2 separate regions of the Homo sapiens genome follow, and region 1 is linked to region 2. Evidence: read pairs that join two places in POLR2A ChIA-PET (ENCODE). Cell type or tissue: OCI-LY7. All regions are shown on one strand. Links, peaks and the distances in the headings refer to the core of each region. The heading gives the core; the rest is flanking DNA.

Region 1 (8,259 bases), core at 260-8,259, 58 kb after region 2:
GGCACTGGGAGGCCAGGGGCAGGCTGGGGCAGGGAGCTTGGGAACCAGGACTGATAGGCTCCTCGCTCAGTAGTTCTGCCCGGCTTAGCTGTGTGGTCCCGGACAAGCCACGGGGTCTCTCTGTGCCACAGGGTCCCCACAAGTGAAGTGATCTGTACAAGTCTACCAATGCCTTCCAGCCTGGGGCCGGGGACAAATACCCCAGTTACTGACCCAGCAGCCAGTCCCGTCCCTCCTCTTCCTCACCAACAGGACCCCATTTTGTCAGGGGCCTGTGAGCACACCTAATCTTAGGGGTGAGCTTTGGCTGGCCTAACCCAAAGAAGGCAGCCGGCTAGTGGTGCTTGTCCAGTCTGGAGGGATTTAGGGGTGGGGACTCTGGGCAGGTTTCTCCTCCCTGAGAGCGGAGAGGCTCAGAAGAGGGAACCCATTTTGTGGCTGTCCCCTTGCCACAAGGAGGGACACTCAGACATGTGGAGGGTACCAGACAGGAGTGGGGAAGCCCTAGATGCCATCCCTGAATTTCAGCCAGGCCTGGGACCACCCACTTCCCAACTTGAATTATAGTAAATTACAAATGTCTTTGGGGTTTAGTCACTGCTATTTTATTTTGTTTATTTTATATTTTATTATTATTATTTTTTATAAGACAGGGTCTGACTGTGTCACCCAGGCTGAAGTGCAGTGGCACGATCATAGCTCATTTCAGCCTCCGGTTCCTGGGCTCAAGCCATCATCCTGCCTCTGCCTTGCTAGTAGTTGGGACCACCGGCATGCACCCCCAAGCCCAATCTTTTTTTTTTCCCCTTCAAAGATGGGTTCTGACCATGTCACCCAGCCTGGAGTGCAGTGGCTATTCACAGGCAGGATCCCACTACTGATTAGCACAGGGTTTTCACCTGCTCCATTTCTGATCTGAGTCGGTTCACCCCTCCTTAGGCAACCTGGTGGTCCCCTTGCACCCGGGAGGTCACCATGCTGATGCTGAACTTAGTGCAGACGCCAGCTAGGCATAGCCCACGGCAGCCCAGGCAGGAGTGCAGTGGCGTGATCATGGCTCACTGCAGCCTGTACCTCCTGGGCTCAAGCATCCTCCTGCCTCAGCCTCAGGAGTAGCTGGGACTCCAGGCGCGTGCCCCAGCACCCGGCTCTGCTAGGGTTTTGTGGCAGTAGCGTGGTGAAGGGCACAGACCCTGGAGCCTGAGTTTGAATCCCAGGTCTGCTGTTTATCACTTGTTCGTTGAATAACTTGGGCAAGTTATTCAACCTCTCTGCCCCTCAGTTTCCTGTCTGCAAATAGAGATAAAAATACTTCCTCCTTCACAGGGTTTATGTGATTCAAGGAGGAAAATATACGTAAAAGGCTTAAAACAGTGATGCTGGCACACACTCCTTTTTTTTTTTTTTTTTTTTTTGAGACAGAGTTTCACTCTTGTTGCCCAGGCTGGAGTGCAGTGGCGCAATCTCGGCTCACTGCAACAGCCGCCTCCCTGGCTCAAGCGATTCTCCTGCCTCAACCTCCCGACTAGCTGGGATTACAGGCGCCTGCCACAACGGCCGGCTAATTTTTGTATTTTTAGTAGAGATGGGGTTTCACCATGTTGGCCAGGCTGGTCTTGAACTCCTGATCTCAGGTGATCCACCCGCCTTGGCCTCCCAAAGTGCTGGGATCACAGGCGTGAGCCACCGCTCCCGGCCCCACACTCTGTGTTTTTATTGCCAGTGGTTTAGCACGTTCGTAGGCCACGCGTCCTGTATGACGTCCCTACCACACACACGCGCGCACACGCACACACAGCTGGGTTCTCTCTTTCACATCCCTGCACAAGCTGTTTATCCCTCCAGGTGTGTCCTCCCCGTCTCCTTTTCCGGGGAATTTCAGTCCCCAGCCACAGGCAACGAGTACACCCCGTAGAAGCCCACCCCGCGCGGCGGCCTATCCTGCCCACTCGCCCCAGGACCCCTCCGCCGGCCCGCGCGCCCCAGGTTGGAGGGGTGAGGTGGGGTCTCTCTGGGCGGAGGTGGAACTCTCAATTGGCAGCCTAGGGCGAGGCTCACACGTGGACCCCCGGACCACCACGCGCCTGGCAGCGCGGCCTCTCTGCGCTGGTTTCCTTCACCGGCGAGCGGCGCCGCTGGGCCTGGGGCCTGGGGCTCAGACGGGGCCCTGCCGGGCAGGCGGAAGGGCGAGCGTGCAAGCCGGGGCCGCCTCCGCTGCAGCCCCCTCCGCTGCCGCCTGGATCGGCCGCTTCCCCCTCCCAGCCGCCCGGATCGGCCGCTTCCCCCTCCCAGCCGCCCGGCTGATGGCGCTAAGTGATTCCGGGCACCGCGCTCCGGGGTGGCGCCGACCCGCGGGGCCCTGGGGGCCGCCGGAGCCGTGCTCATGCTGCTCTTAGCAGTCTGCGCACAGCGCGCCTCATTAGGGGCCGCCGGGCCGACGGGGACGTGCGCCCAGCGCTGCGCCTCCCAATCTGTGCTCGACCCCGGCCCCCGAGCTTCCGCGCCCTCGGGTCCCCGAGGCCCGCGCTGTTTCCTGTCTCTCCTGGTGACTTCACTCTTCATCTCAGCACCCGCGGGTGTCTGGCTGCGTGGGGGCTGGGAGCGCGGACAGGCCTAGCTCTTCCTTAAGTCTAGCAAAGGGAACGTCTGTGGGACCCCAGGGCCGCAGTCATTGTCCCCGGCGGGTGCGACAGGCCACGTCACTTGGAACACGGAGCTAGGGTTGAGCGTCTCTAGATGCGAGTCTACAGGTCTTGCTGCCGTACAGGTTTTCCATATAGAAACGAGTTTGTCAAAAATATTTTTCTTCGTTTATTTTGCCTTTTACTTAGGTTATTTTTGCAAGTTAAAGAATTTTTATTGTCTTTTCATTTCTGATTTCTTTTAAAAGTTTAATGTAACCCCCCTCTAGAGATACGATAAATATTCAGACCTGGCTTCCCGCATCCCCTCCCCGCCGCTCCCCGGCCCTCGTCAGCTGATTTTTTTTTGAGACGGAGTCTCACTCTGTCGCCCAGGCTGGAGTGCAGTGGCGCGATCTTGGCTTACTGCAACCTCCGCCTCCTGGGTTCAAGTGATTCTCCTGCCTCAGCCTCCCAAGCAGCTAAGACTGCAGGCGCGCACCACCATGCCCAGCTCATTTTTTTTTGTATTTTTGGTAGAGACGGGGTTTCACCATGTTGGCCAGGATGGTCTTGAACTCCTGACCTCGTGATCTGCCCGCCTCGGCCTCCCAAAGTGTTGGGATTACAGGCATGAGCCACCGCGCCCAGCTTGTCGGCTGATTTTATTCTATTTAGCTCTTCAATCCAGCTGAGATGTGCCTTGGTCTGGAAAGAGCAGAAGGCCTCCCCCGCCCTTTTTTACTTGGTCCTGCAGTGGATCCATTTCAGTTCCATACCTGTCCCCTCAGGCTCAGCATTTTTCTCAGAGGTTTCTCATCCCTGCTCAATGTATCCTCTTTGATTCAATTCAGTAAGCAGGTCTTGGGCTCCCACAACATCTTTTGTTTGCTCTTGTTCCCCTCTTCATAGTTTACAGAGCATTTGTGTGGGTCCTCAAAAATACTACTGGAGGCTGGCGCCGTGGCTCACACCGGTAATCCCAGCACTTTGGGAGGCAGAGGTAGGCGGATCACTTGAGGTCAGGAGTTCGAGACCAGCCTGGCCAACATGGTGAAAGCCCATTTCTACAAAAAATACAAAAATTAGCCAGGCATGGTGGTGAGCATCTGTAATCCCAGCTACTAGGGAGGCTGAGGCACGAGAATTGCTTGAACCCGGGAGGCGGAGGTTGCAGTGAGCCAACAGGTGAAAAGAGAGAAAGCTGGACTTACTGCTACCAGCAGTGTTCTTTTGAAAATGAAGCCAGCTAGGCACGGTGGCTCATGCCTGTAATCCCGGCACTTTGGGAGGTCAAGGTGGGCACATCATTTGGGCTCGGGAGTTTGAGACCAGCCTGGGGAAAATGGTGAAATCCTGTCTGCACAAAAACAAAGATTAGCTGGGCATGGTGCTGTGGTTCCAGCCACTCGGGAGGCTGAGGTGGGAGGATCACTCTTAAGCCCAGGAGGTAGAGTTTGCAGTGAGCCATGATCGCACCACTGCACTCCAGCCTGGGCGACAGAGCGAGACACTGTCTCAAAAAAAAAAAAAAAAAAAAAGAAAAAGAAAAAAAGAAAAGAAAAGAAAAAGAACATGAAGCCAATGGCCAGGCACAGTGGCTCACGCCTGTAATTGCAGCACTTTGGGAAGCCAAGGTGGGAGGATTACTTGGGACCAGGGGTTTGAGACTAGCTTGGGCAACACAGTGAGACCCTCATCTCTACAAAAAAAAAAAAAAAAAAAAAAAAAATTAAAAAGGAAAAAAGATAGAAAGAAAATGAGGCCATGCCCTCTCTGGCAGTAGTGGAGATGTTCTATGGTATATACAGCAGGGGAATAAGAAACAGAAGGTGTGGGCAGGGCAGATGCTCTGCTAAGATTAGTTAACTGTTACTTCTTCTCAGAAAAGGTGGTCTAAGGGTAAGGAAGTACTTTATAGAACATTCTGACATTTGGGGTTTCATCTGGAGGCTTGCCACGTTTTATTATGTAAGGATTGCAGAAATCTTAACCCTTTATGGCACCCTCATCTGATTCCCTTAAGACCTCAGTGGGACAGGAAGTGGGGTTAGTACTTCAAGTAAATAACCTTGGGAACAGGTGTGACTTGCCCTGGGTCACACAGAACTCCCTGGAGAGCTGAAGCTGGTACCCAGAGCTTCCCTTCCTTCTTTCCATAATTTATTGAACACCCTCTACCTGGAGTGGGGTTACCGTACTGAGCATGAAAGGTAGAGTCCTTCCTTTCTGCCCTGGTGTTTCATTTTAAAGGGGTTATAGGCATACACACACAAAAAGATAGACACACAAAAAATGAATTGTGAATTGCAGTAGGTGCTATGAAATTCATCAACATAGTCCCAGACAGAAGATAACAGAGATGGGGGATGCTCTAGATAGGGCAGTCAGGGGAGCCTCCTCTTAAGAGATGCCATTTAAACCAATCAAATGAATCCTGGGGAGGGTGCGGGTAGAGGAATCTTCCAGGACACGGAAACAGCAGGATCTCAGATCCCAAAGCAGCAGTTGGAGTTGAGACTGATTTTAGAGGTAACATAAGCAACAGTGAGGGAAAGAGAAGACCCAGGGTGAGTCTCAGGTTCTGGGAGGAGCAGCTGGTTGGATGGTGGTAAGATCACACAGGTGGGAACCCTGGAAGAGCAGGGAAACAGCTGAGAATCTGGAGTTGCGTGTTGACTTTGTTAAGTTGGAGAAGCCTATTGGATATCCAATGTGAGGTGTCACTGGGCAGTTGAAACTATAAGTCTGGCTCTTTGGGGAGAGGCCCAGGATGGAAATACCAGTTTGGGAATTATTAGCTTGTAGTAAGTATATAAAATTGTGGGATCACCCAGGAAGAGAAGGGACACAGGACTGATTCCTGGGATGCTCCAACGTTTAGAAGTCAAGGTCAAAGAGAAGGAGCCAGAAACGGAGACAGAGAGAACACCCGGTGTAACAGAAGGAAAACCAAGAGAGTGTAGCATCGGTGGAACCAAACAAAGTGTGTTTCAGAAAAGGATAAGTGTGGCCGGGCGCGGTGGCTCACGCCTATAATCCCAGCCCTTTGGGAGTCCGAGGCAGGCAGATCATGAGGTCAGGAGATCGAGACCATCCTGGCTAACACGGTGAAACCCCGTCTCTACTAAAAATACAAAAAATTAGCCGGGCGCGGTGGCGGGCACCTGTAGTCCCAGCTACTCGGGAGGCTGAGGCAGGAGAATGGCATGAACCCAGGAGGCGGAGCTTGCAGTGAGCGGAGATCACACCACTGCACTCCAGCCTGGGCGACAGAGCAAGACTCCGTCTCAGAAAAAAAAAAAAAAAGAAAAGGATAAGTGTTCACCCATGTCAAATGCTGCTAGATCATGTGAAATAAGGACATAGACATCACCACCACATTTTTCGTTTTTTTTTTTTTTTTTTTTTTTTTGAGACGGAGTCTTGCTCTGTTGCCCAGGCTGGAGTGCAGTGGCACGATCTTGGCTCACTGCAACCTCCGCCTCCTGGGTTCAGGCGATTTTCCTGCCTCAGCCTCCCGAGTAGCTGGGATTACAGGCAGGTGCCACCACGCCCGGCTAATTTTTCTATTTTTAGTAGAGACGAGGTTTTACTATGCTGGCCAGGCTGGTCTCGAACACCTGACCTCGTGATCCACCGGCCTCGGCCTCCCAAAGTGCTGGGATTACAGGTGTAAGCCATTGCGCCCAGCCGACCACATTTTTCAATATGGAAGTAGTTTAACACCTTGACAACAGGAGTTTCAATGGGCTGGTTTGAGCAGAAGCCCAGGTGGAGGGAGTTGAAGAATAAATGTTGACTTCTGGATAAATGGCAGGTGGAGTGAGACCCCATCTCTAAAAACAAAAACAAAAACAAAAACAAAAACAAAGGGCAGATGGACCACAAATGAAAAACCAAGATGACCACTAACTCCAAGGAATACAAAAAGTTGTTCACAGATAGAAAGATCATCATAATATACTACGTGGCTTAGCTCAGAGGGCAGAATTGCAATCTAACTTGTAATACTGATCTATCATAACGTCATTGTATTTAGAAAATGGTGGATGAAGGGTATACATCAGGGGAGGGGGAAGGAACTGGTGAAGGAGCTGACTCCTTTCTTTTGGAAGGATGAATGAATCAGGATCATGAGCTGAGATGTAGGAGATAAAAGGACCGAGAAGATGTAAAAAGTAGATTGGGAAAGGAAACCTGTAAGGGACGTGTAGAAGGGTGTGCAGTGTCTGGGGGGTCCATGTGACATATGGGGTGATGTGTTGGAAATGCAGCCAGTCAGCACAGGATAGAGACTTTTCCCAGTCAGCCAAGGTTCCGAGAAGGTAGGTCCTGGGAGAAAGGGGCCTCGGTGTGGGAGGCCGGTCTTAGAATGAAGATCCTGGTAGACAGATCTGGTCAGCACAGAGGTCCTGGCTGTCCCATGGCTTGGGCCCTTCAGTCAGTCTGGCCTCATCCGTTTTCAGTTGTTGACTCAACCCCCTGCAGTGAAGAAGGGGTAAGGTGCTGGGCCAAGGCGCCTTAGCCAGGCCTCCAGCCTCTCTCCTCAGCTAGCCTCACAACCCACAGAGTCTCAGCGGGGCAACGGCCTCAGACCAAGCTTGTTTCCAGGCCAGGAGTAGAATGAAAATGTTCCTCCTAGACTAATCCAGGAAGCTGCTCTCTCTGGAAAAATCTCCTAGCTCTTAACAAGAATAATGGCATTGGCCAGGCATGGTGGTTCATGCCTGTAATCCCAGCACTTTGGGAGGCTGAGTGGGGTGGATCACCTGAGGCCAGGAGTTTGAGACCAGCCTGGCCAACATGGTGAAACCCTGTCTCTACTAAAAATACAAAAATTAGCTGGACGTGGAGATGGGCGCCTGTAATCCCAGCTTCTCAGGAGGCTGAGGCAGAAGAATCGCTTGAACCTGGGAGGCAGAGGTTGCAGTGAGCCAAGATCGCGTCACTGCACTCCAGCCTGGGCAACAAGAGCAAAACTCCATCTCAAACAAAACAAAACAAAGAATAATGGCATTACTAATGCAATACTACTGTTCATTAACTTTACAATGCTGCAGCCCCCTTTTTCTTTTTTTTGAGACGGAGTCTCGCTCTGTCGCCCAGGCTGGAGTGCAGTGGCGCGATCTTGGCTCACTGCAAGCTCTGCCTCCCAGGTCCATGCCATTCTCCTGCCTCAGCCTCCTGAGTAGCTGGGACTACAGGCGCCCGCCATCACACCCGGCTAATTTTTTTTTTTTTTTGGATTTTTAGTAGAGACGGGGTTTCACCATGTTAGCCAGGATGGTCTAGATCTCCTGACCTCATGATCCGCCTGCCTCGGCCTCCCAAAGTGCTGGGATTACAGGCATGAGCCACCGCACCTGGCCACATGCAGGCACTTTTCTAAAGCTACTTTTTCTTTTGAAACAGTGTCTCACTCTCACCCAAGCTGGAGTGCAGTGGCTCAGGTATGGCTCACTGCAGCCTGGGCTCAAGCAATTCTTCCACCTCAGCCTCCCGAGTAGCTGGGACCACAGGCATGCACCACCACACCTGCCCAATTTTTAAATTATCTGTAGTGATAAGGTCTATGTTGTCCAGGCTGGTCTCGAACTCCTGGGCTCAAGTGATCCTTCTGCCTTTGCCTCTCAAA
Region 2 (8,391 bases), core at 268-8,267:
TTAAGTACTCTTAGGTAGAATTAATTGAAGTAATTTTAATTATTTAATGTTTTAAAATTAATATCATTTATAGAGATATTTGTTAATTCTTGTTTATGTGCTATTTGTTCCACTCAATATTAGTGTGTACTTTTTCATGTGTTGATGCCTGCCACACATTTATCTTGTAAACCAGCCTCCTTCTAGACAGACATTTTCTGTTTTTCGCTTTACTATGGCACAGCTATTTTATTTAAAAAATGGGACCTTTAAATCTATTTTTTTAGGATCTACTTTTTTTTTTTTTTGAGACAGTCTTGCTCTTTCGCCCAGGCTGCAATGCAGTAGTATGATCTCAGCTCACTGCAACCTCTGCCTCCTGGATTCAAGCAATTCTCCTGCCTCAGCCTCTCAAGTAGCTGGGATTACAGGCGCACTACCACGCCCAGCTAATTTTTGTATTTTTAGTAGAGATGGCGTTTCCCCATATTGGCTAGGCTGGTCTTGAACTCCTGTCCTCAAGTGGTCCGCCCACCTTGGCCTCCTGAAGTGCTGGGATTATAGGTGTGAGCCACTGTGCCTGGCCAGGATCTCCTTCCTCAAATGAGATGAAGACTACAGATTTGAACAGTATATGGCTTTAGTTGCACATTGTGGTGGATTAAATTAAATTCCAAATTCGAAAGTAGGTCTTCCTCTTCTTTTTTTTTGAGACAGAGTCTTGCACTATCGCCCGGGCTGCAGTGCAGTGGCGCTATCTCAGCTCACTGCAACCTCTGCCTCCCAGGTTCAAGTGATTCTCCCGCCTCAGCCTCCCGAGTAGCTGGGATTGCAGGTGCCCCAGCTGCAATTGCAGGCGCCCACCACCACGCCTGGCTAATTTTTTGTATTTTTAGTAGAGACAGAGTTTCACTATGTTGGCCAGGCTGGTCTCGAATGCCTGACCTCATAGATCCACCCGCCTCAGCCTCCCAAAGTGCTGGGATTACAGACATGAGTCACTGTGCCCAGCCAAAAATAGGTCTTCTTAAAAGCCCTGTTCTGTCAGCTGGAGAGTTCTGTTACCTGCTATCTCTGTTTTTTTGGTTCTTTTTTTTTTTTTTTTTTTTTTGAGACAGAGTCTCTGTCACCCAGGCTGCAGTGCAGTGGCACCATCTTGGCTCACTGCAACCTCCGCCTCCTGGGTTCAAGCGACTCTTGTGCCCCAGCCCCCCGAGTGGCTGGGATTACACGCTCATGCCACCACACCTGGCTAATTTTTGTATTTGTAGTAGAGATAGGGTTTCACCATGATGGCCAGGCTGGTCTCGAACTCCTGACCTCAAGTGATCTGCCTGCCTTGGCCTCTCAAAGTGCTGGAATTACAGGCATGAGCCACCACGCCTGGCCATCCTGCTGTCTCTTTTGTTCCCACCTTTCCTGTGCTGTAGTATTAATTGGATTTCCTAATGACTATTTTGAGGACTGTAATCTTCAATTATCATCTAAATATTAAAGAAAAACATTATTTTAGTACTATTTTTCTATAGTTTTTCCAATTTTAATTAAAATTTTTTATTTTTTTAATTTATTTTTTATTTTATTTTATTTTTTAGACAGTCTTGCTGTGTTGTTCAGGCTGGTCTCAAACTCCTGGCCTCAAGCAATCCTTCTGCCTCAGCTTCCCAAAGTGTTGGGATTATAGGCGTGGCCAAGTTTTTCTAATTTTTAAAAAGCTGGCTATCTGCATTTATAGAAATAGTGTGTAGCAGAGATCAGCAGACTTTTTATGTAATAGACCAAACACTAAATATGCTTTGCAGGCCATACAATCTGCCACAGTTACACAGTTCTGCTCTTGTAGCAGGAAAGCAGACATAGACAATATATAATGAATGGCCTAGCTATGTTCTGAAAAAACCTTGTTTACAAAAACATGTGAAGAGCTAGATTTGGGCCCCAGGACATAGTCTGCTCACCCTTGATCTGAACCACAGATTGAAATTTGGTGGGCAGAATGGTCCACAGGTGGTCAGGCATGGTGGCTGATGCCTGTAATACTAGCACTTCAGGAGGCCAGGGTAGGAGGATCACTTGAGCCCAGGAGTTTGAGACCAGCCTTGGCAACATTGTGAGACTCCATCTCCACACACACACACACACAAACACACACACAAACACACACTAACTGGGTTTGGTGGTGTGCACCTGTAGTTTTTGCTACTTCAAGAGGCTGAGGCTGAAGTGGGAGGATTGCTTGAAGTGGGAGGTCAAAGCTGCAGTTATCATGCCACTATACTCCAACCTGGGTGACAGAGTGAGACTGTCTCAAAAAAGAAAAAAAGAATGGTCCACAAGCCACAGTAAAGAACCAAGTGTATAAAAATTTAATGTGAGAGAATTCTGCTCTGATTCACACAGAAATTCATACATATGTTCCTGCCATCTAGAGAAGCCTGTGTAGCTGGGCTACTGGAACAGAGCCACTGACCTGCCCTGCTGTTCTTTGATGAACTAAATGATGATGTGCTATGGGCTCTGGAAGAAAGTGGCTGACAGCAGAGTTAGGCAGGCATTTCAGAAAGTCATTCTGGCACCCTTGGAACTTTTATGGAGTTTTCTGCAGCAACAGCCCTGTCTGGTACATCAGTTGACAACTCAGGTCTCCTTGGGTCTTGCTTGTCAGGCTTTGGCACTTAAGTGGAAAGAAAAAGAATAAGCATTAAGGAAAGCGAGAGCACAGCAGAATCAATTTCATAGTCTCTCATGGTTTCTGCCATGGGAGAAAAATGGGCATTATACTGCTCACAGGCAGAATAAAGACTCACTGGAAACATTGCTAAGCTGCCTTCTCCAGAAGATGTCAGCGGGGCAGTTGCGTCAATTGGCGTTCCCTGAACCCTGAGCCCAGCTTTGGGGTACTCTTTGCTTCCCACCCGTGAAGTGACAGTGAGCAGACCCTCAACCTTCTGCTTTCTCCCACCAAAATGAGTGAGTTTTTTAGTATACTTTCTAATAACACCATTACTCTGTGACTACTCTCTAATAGTGACTCAAATTCTGTTATAAGCTTCCTGAAGAGGAGAGTAGGCATCTTCTAAAAAGTAAAAGAACAGCATTAGAATGACAGAATTTTGGAATTAACAGTTTTGCGCTATAAGAACAGGGAGGGTTATCGTAGGTATAACTAATTAAATCTTTTTTTTTTTTTTTTGAGATGGAGTCTCACTTTTTCGCCTAGGCTGGAGTGCAGTGGCACGGTCTTGGCTCACCGCAACCTCTGCCTCCTGGGTTCAAGGGATTCTCCTGCCTCAGCCTCCTGAGTAGCTGGGATTACAGGTGTGTGCTGCCACACCTGGGTAATTTTTTGTATTTTTAATAGAGACGGGATTTCGCCTTGTTGGCCAGGCTGGTCTTGAACTCCTGACCTCAAGTGATCTGCCTGCCTCGGCCTCCCAAAGTGCTGGCATTACAGGCATGAGCCACCCACACCCAGCCAACTAATTATCTTTTATACCAGATCCCACTTTTTACTTAGTGCTGTTAGCATAGCAGTTTTTATAAACATTCTTCAGGTAGGACCTGTTTGCCTTGATATCAAAGAGATGGAAGGAGTTGCTCACTTTTGTTCCCAGCCTTCTTTCTAGAAATCTGCCTTCCTTCTTCCTATCAAATGTTAGCGGAGCACCGTCTCTTCTTTAGCCGTCACTGCTTGCCTTGTACAGTGAAGGAAGTCTGGTGAGCAGCAGTCCAGGAACTGCCCACGGGTACCCTGGGTTGGGGGTTTTCCTAGGCCTTTACACAGACCGCAGAATTTATCCTTGATATATGCTGTCATGTGGTTTGGGCATTTACTAGCATTGAACTTATTTGAGTAGACAGCAGTGTAGTTTCAACCTGTTTTTTATAATGTGTAAATTTGGATGCTTTTATAGGTAGAAGCCACTCATTCTTCATCTACCCTTTTTTCAGTATCTGGCACCAATTCTGACCCAGTCATTTGTGATCCCTGGCTCTTGTGATATGCTGAAGATTTCCAGGCAGTTTTTGTGGAACACCTCCCCGTCCAGCTCTAATCAAGCACCATATAAACAAGAAATTGCCTGGTCAAATCTGTGAGGACTGTATTCTGACTGCCAAAGAGATCAATACTGACACCAGAATGGCAGCTACTCTCAAGTCATTAAAACTTGTAAGATACCGAGCATTTTGCAGTCCTTCTGCCTTTGGTGCAGTCCGAAGTGTGTCATACTGGAATGTGAGCAGCACACAGCATGGGGGACAGGACCCTCCAGAACACATTAGCCTCTGCCATTCTGCCAAAAAAGTTAAGAACATATGTAGCACCTTCTCTTCTCGGAGAATCCTGACAACCAGCAGTGCCCACCCAGGTTTGGAATTCAGCAAGACTTCTTCCTCTAAGGCCAGTACATTGCAGCTGGGCTCACCCAGGGCCACAGGAGTTGATGAAGAGGACGTAGAAGTGTTTGATTCCTTTGAAAACATGCGAGTTTTCCTACAGCTAAGACCAGAATACCGTGTTCACAGCTATAATGCATCTGAGACTTCTCAGCTCCTGTCTGTTTCAGAAGGTGAACTAATTTTGCACAAAGTCAGAGTTAATCAAAATAATCTCCAGGCTCAAGTCATTGTTGATTATTTGTGTAAGCTGAGCTCTTTGCCTGCAGAGCAGCATCCTGTCTTGCTGGGCAGTACCAGCTTTGCTCTGCTCTGCCAGCTGAGTGTGAAGAAGATACAGCTCTTTGATACCCAAGATCTGATCAATGTTTTGAAAGCTTTTGTCATTTTAGGAATCCCTCACTCCCATTCAATGCTAGATGTGTATGAGACCAAGTGTTGCCATCAGGTATGGGAGATGAATATGGATCAGCTCCTTTTGGTGGCTGATCTCTGGAGGTACTTAGGCCGCAAAGTACCTAGGTTTTTAAACATTTTTTCTAGTTATCTTAATTTGCACTGGAAGGATCTATCCTTGTCTCAGCTAGTTCACTTAATTTATGTTATAGGTGAAAATCGTCAGGTATCCCAGGACCTAATGCAAAAATTGGAATCATTGATCCTTAAATATATAGATTTGATCAATTTGGAGGAGGTTGGTACCATCTGTTTGGGGTTCTTTAAATCAAGTACTAATCTCTCTGAATTTGTCATGCGGAAAATTGGAGACTTGGCTTGTGCTAACATTCAGCATCTGAGTAGTCGCTCCTTAGTGAATATTGTTAAAATGTTCCGTTTCACTCACGTGGATCACATCAATTTCATGAAGCAGATTGGAGAGATAGCTCCTCAGCGAATTCCTTCCCTGGGAGTTCAAGGTGTCATGCACCTGACTCTTTACTGCTCGGCCTTACGCTTCCTGAATGAAGGAGTAATGAATGCAGTGGCTGCGTCTTTGCCTCCTAGAGTGGCACACTGTCGAAGTAAAGATGTTGCCAAGATTCTGTGGTCATTTGGAACTCTGAATTATAAGCCACCCAATGCAGAAGAATTTTACTCCAGCCTGATAAGTGAGATTCACAGAAAGATGCCTGAATTCAACCAGTACCCAGAACACCTGCCCACCTGCCTGCTGGGCCTGGCATTTTTGGAGTACTTTCCAGTAGAGTTAATTGATTTCGCTCTCAGTCCAGGGTTTGTCAGGTTAGCTCAGGAGAGAACTAAGTTTGACCTCCTTAAGGAACTATATACCCTCGATGGTACAGTTGGCATTGAGTGTCCAGATTACAGAGGCAATCGTCTTAGTACTCACCTTCAGCAAGAGGGGTCTGAATTGCTGTGGTATTTAGCAGAGAAGGATATGAATTCAAAGCCTGAATTCTTAGAAACTGTCTTTTTACTGGAGACCATGCTGGGGGGGCCCCAGTACGTCAAGCACCATATGATTTTGCCTCATACCCGATCTTCTGACTTAGAGGTCCAGCTTGATGTTAACCTGAAGCCATTACCATTTAATAGAGAAGCCACGCCGGCTGAAAATGTAGCCAAATTAAGGCTTGAGCATGTGGGAGTCAGCCTTACAGATGATTTGATGAATAAGTTACTAAAAGGGAAAGCAAGAGGACATTTCCAGGGCAAAACTGAGTCAGAGCCTGGGCAGCAGCCCATGGAGTTGGAGAATAAGGCAGCTGTACCTCTGGGGGGCTTCCTTTGCAATGTAGCAGATAAATCAGGGGCCATGGAGATGGCTGGCCTGTGCCCCGCAGCCTGCATGCAGACCCCAAGAATGAAGCTGGCTGTTCAGTTCACAAACAGGAACCAGTATTGCTATGGCTCCAGGGATCTCCTTGGACTGCACAATATGAAGAGGCGGCAGCTGGCTCGGCTTGGCTACCGTGTGGTAGAGTTATCCTACTGGGAATGGCTCCCACTACTGAAACGAACTCGCTTAGAAAAGTTGGCGTTTCTTCATGAGAAAGTATTCACCTCTGCTCTCTGAAGGGCATTTAGGGGCATTTCTATGGCAAAGCTATAGGTGTATACTGTACCAGGTGTTGCAAAATGATTATAAAAGCCAGAATGTAAGTTTGGCGATAAAATAGTGTGTTGAGGAGACTTAATTGTATCCAAGGCAGGTTAGAGCTAGTGTATGTTACTGTGAATTGTAATGTAGTTGGATTGTACAAATTACTGCAAATGTATACATGTTACTCTTAGTAAATAATAAACATCTTAATATGTCCTACGGTCAAGTAAGTCCTTGTTGGATTTTTCTTTCTGTTTACCAGCCTTATGTCACAGAGTTTTTAGAATAAAAGTATAGTCAGACATTATATAAAGCCAATTTTTAAAAATTTTATTCTTTTCTGGAGACCCTCCCCCCACCCTTACAGATTTTTTTTTTTTTTAAAGCCAGTTTTTTTGTTTGTTTTTTGAGATGGAGTCTCGCTCTGTCACCCAGGCTGGAATGCAGTGGCACAATCTCAGCTCACTGCAACCTCCGCCTCCCAGATTCAAACAATTCTCCTGCCTCATCCTCCCGAGTAGCTGAGACTACAGGCGCGTATCACTACACCTGGATAATTTTTGTCTTTTTAGCAGAAACGGGGTTTCTCCATGTTGACCAGGCTGGTCTTGAACTCCTGACTTCCGGTGATCCGCCTGCCTTGGCCTCCCAAATGCTGGGATTACAGGTGTGAGCCACCGCGTCTGGCCTTTTTTTTTTTTTTGAGACGGAGTCTCCCTCGGTTGCCCAGGTTGGAGAGCAATGGCGCGATCTTGGCTCACTGCAAGCTCTGCCTCCCAGGTTCAGGCAGTTCTCCTGCCTCAGCCACCTGAGTAGCTGGGGTTACAGGCGCCCACCACCACGCCCAGCTAATTTTTGCATTTTTATTTGAGATGGGGTTTCACCATGTTGTTCAGGCTGGTCTCACACTCCTGACCTCAGATGATCCACTCACCTTGGCCTCCCAAAGTGCTGGGATTACAGGCATGAGCCACTGTGGCTGGCCTATACCTTGTTTTAAAATAAGAATCTCATGCTGGATGTGGTGGCTCATGCCTGTTATCTCAGCCTTTAGGAGGCCAAAGTGGGAAGATTGCTTGAGTCCAGGAGTTTGAGACCAGCCTGGCCAACATAGTGAGACCTTGCCTCTGCAAAAAAATAAAATTAGCCAGGCGTGGTGGTGTGCCCCCGCAGTCCTAGCTACTCAGGAGGCTGGGTGGGAGGATCTGTTGAGCCTGGGAGGTTGAGGCTGCAGTGAGCTGAGATGACACCACTGTGCTTTAGCCTGGATGACAGAGCAAGACCCTAACTCAAAAAAAAAAAAAAAAGGAAAAAAAGGCCAAGTGTGGTGACTCAGGTCTGTAGTCCCAGCACTTTGGGTGATCTCTTGAACCCAGGAGTTCCAGACCAGCAACATGGCAAAACCCCATCTCTACTAAAAATACAAAAAATTAGCTGGGCATGGTGATGCACACCTGTAGTCCAGCTACTTAGGAGGCTGAGGTGGGAGGATCACCGTAGTTTAGAAGGTCAAGACTGCAGAGAGCTGTGATTGTGTCAGTGCACTCCCACCTGGCTGACAGAGTGAGACCCTGTCAAAAAAAAAAAAGGCTCTCAAAGCTTCACTTATATTTCAGGATTTTTCCTCCAACACATCTTTTCACGTGCTCTAAAATTAAAATTCTTATTCTTGTTTAGATGTGGTTGTTTGTCCTTAGTTGCTGATTCCTTTTGCTTTAAGAGCCATTTCAGAATTGGTGAACTTAATATTTTTCTTTTAGCTCCCTCTTTCACATTTCTACTTGTCTTGCATAAACTCCCCCTACCCTCATATTTTTCTTCTTAAAATTGGACCTAGAAGAACAGAATTACACAAGCACCTGTTGGGCCAATGGTTCCCAAGTCTGACGCTTAGGCAGAATGGTTTTCATAGCAAGTAGCTCAGATGAGAAGGAAACATGCTATGTGTT

Evidence for each region. ChIA-PET counts read pairs that join two places held together with the same protein. Peaks named below come from ENCODE experiments on the same cell type or tissue, not always from the same donor. Only the 100,000 strongest peaks of a DNase experiment are listed, where the experiment ranks them.
Region 1: POLR2A ChIA-PET joins it to region 2 with 5 read pairs; 8 of 35 experiments call an interaction of 5 or more read pairs at or near these places.

The regions. Positions count from the first base shown.
Region 1 is chr20:3,087,061-3,095,319 of GRCh38, reverse strand. It overlaps the pseudogene RN7SL555P. Among named protein-coding and RNA genes, the nearest start is that of AVP, 6.5 kb to the right of the region's middle. RefSeq lists enhancers at 1,737-2,237, 2,238-2,738. In OCI-LY7, for the core only: no CTCF peak of the experiment used is centred there; a DNase peak (open chromatin) is centred at 4,669.
Region 2 is chr20:3,144,800-3,153,190 of GRCh38, reverse strand. The region is part of intron 1 of UBOX5 (U-box domain containing 5); the gene reads left to right. It overlaps FASTKD5 (FAST kinase domains 5), which reads left to right. Exons shown (of 2, transcript NM_021826.5): 2 at 3,931-6,672. The coding sequence starts at 4,121. The coding sequence ends at 6,415. UBOX5-AS1 (UBOX5 antisense RNA 1) reads right to left here. Exons shown (of 7, transcript NR_038395.1): 7 at 2,324-2,653. Among named protein-coding and RNA genes, the nearest start is that of FASTKD5, 11 kb to the left of the region's middle. In OCI-LY7, for the core only: no CTCF peak of the experiment used is centred there; no DNase peak of the experiment used is centred there.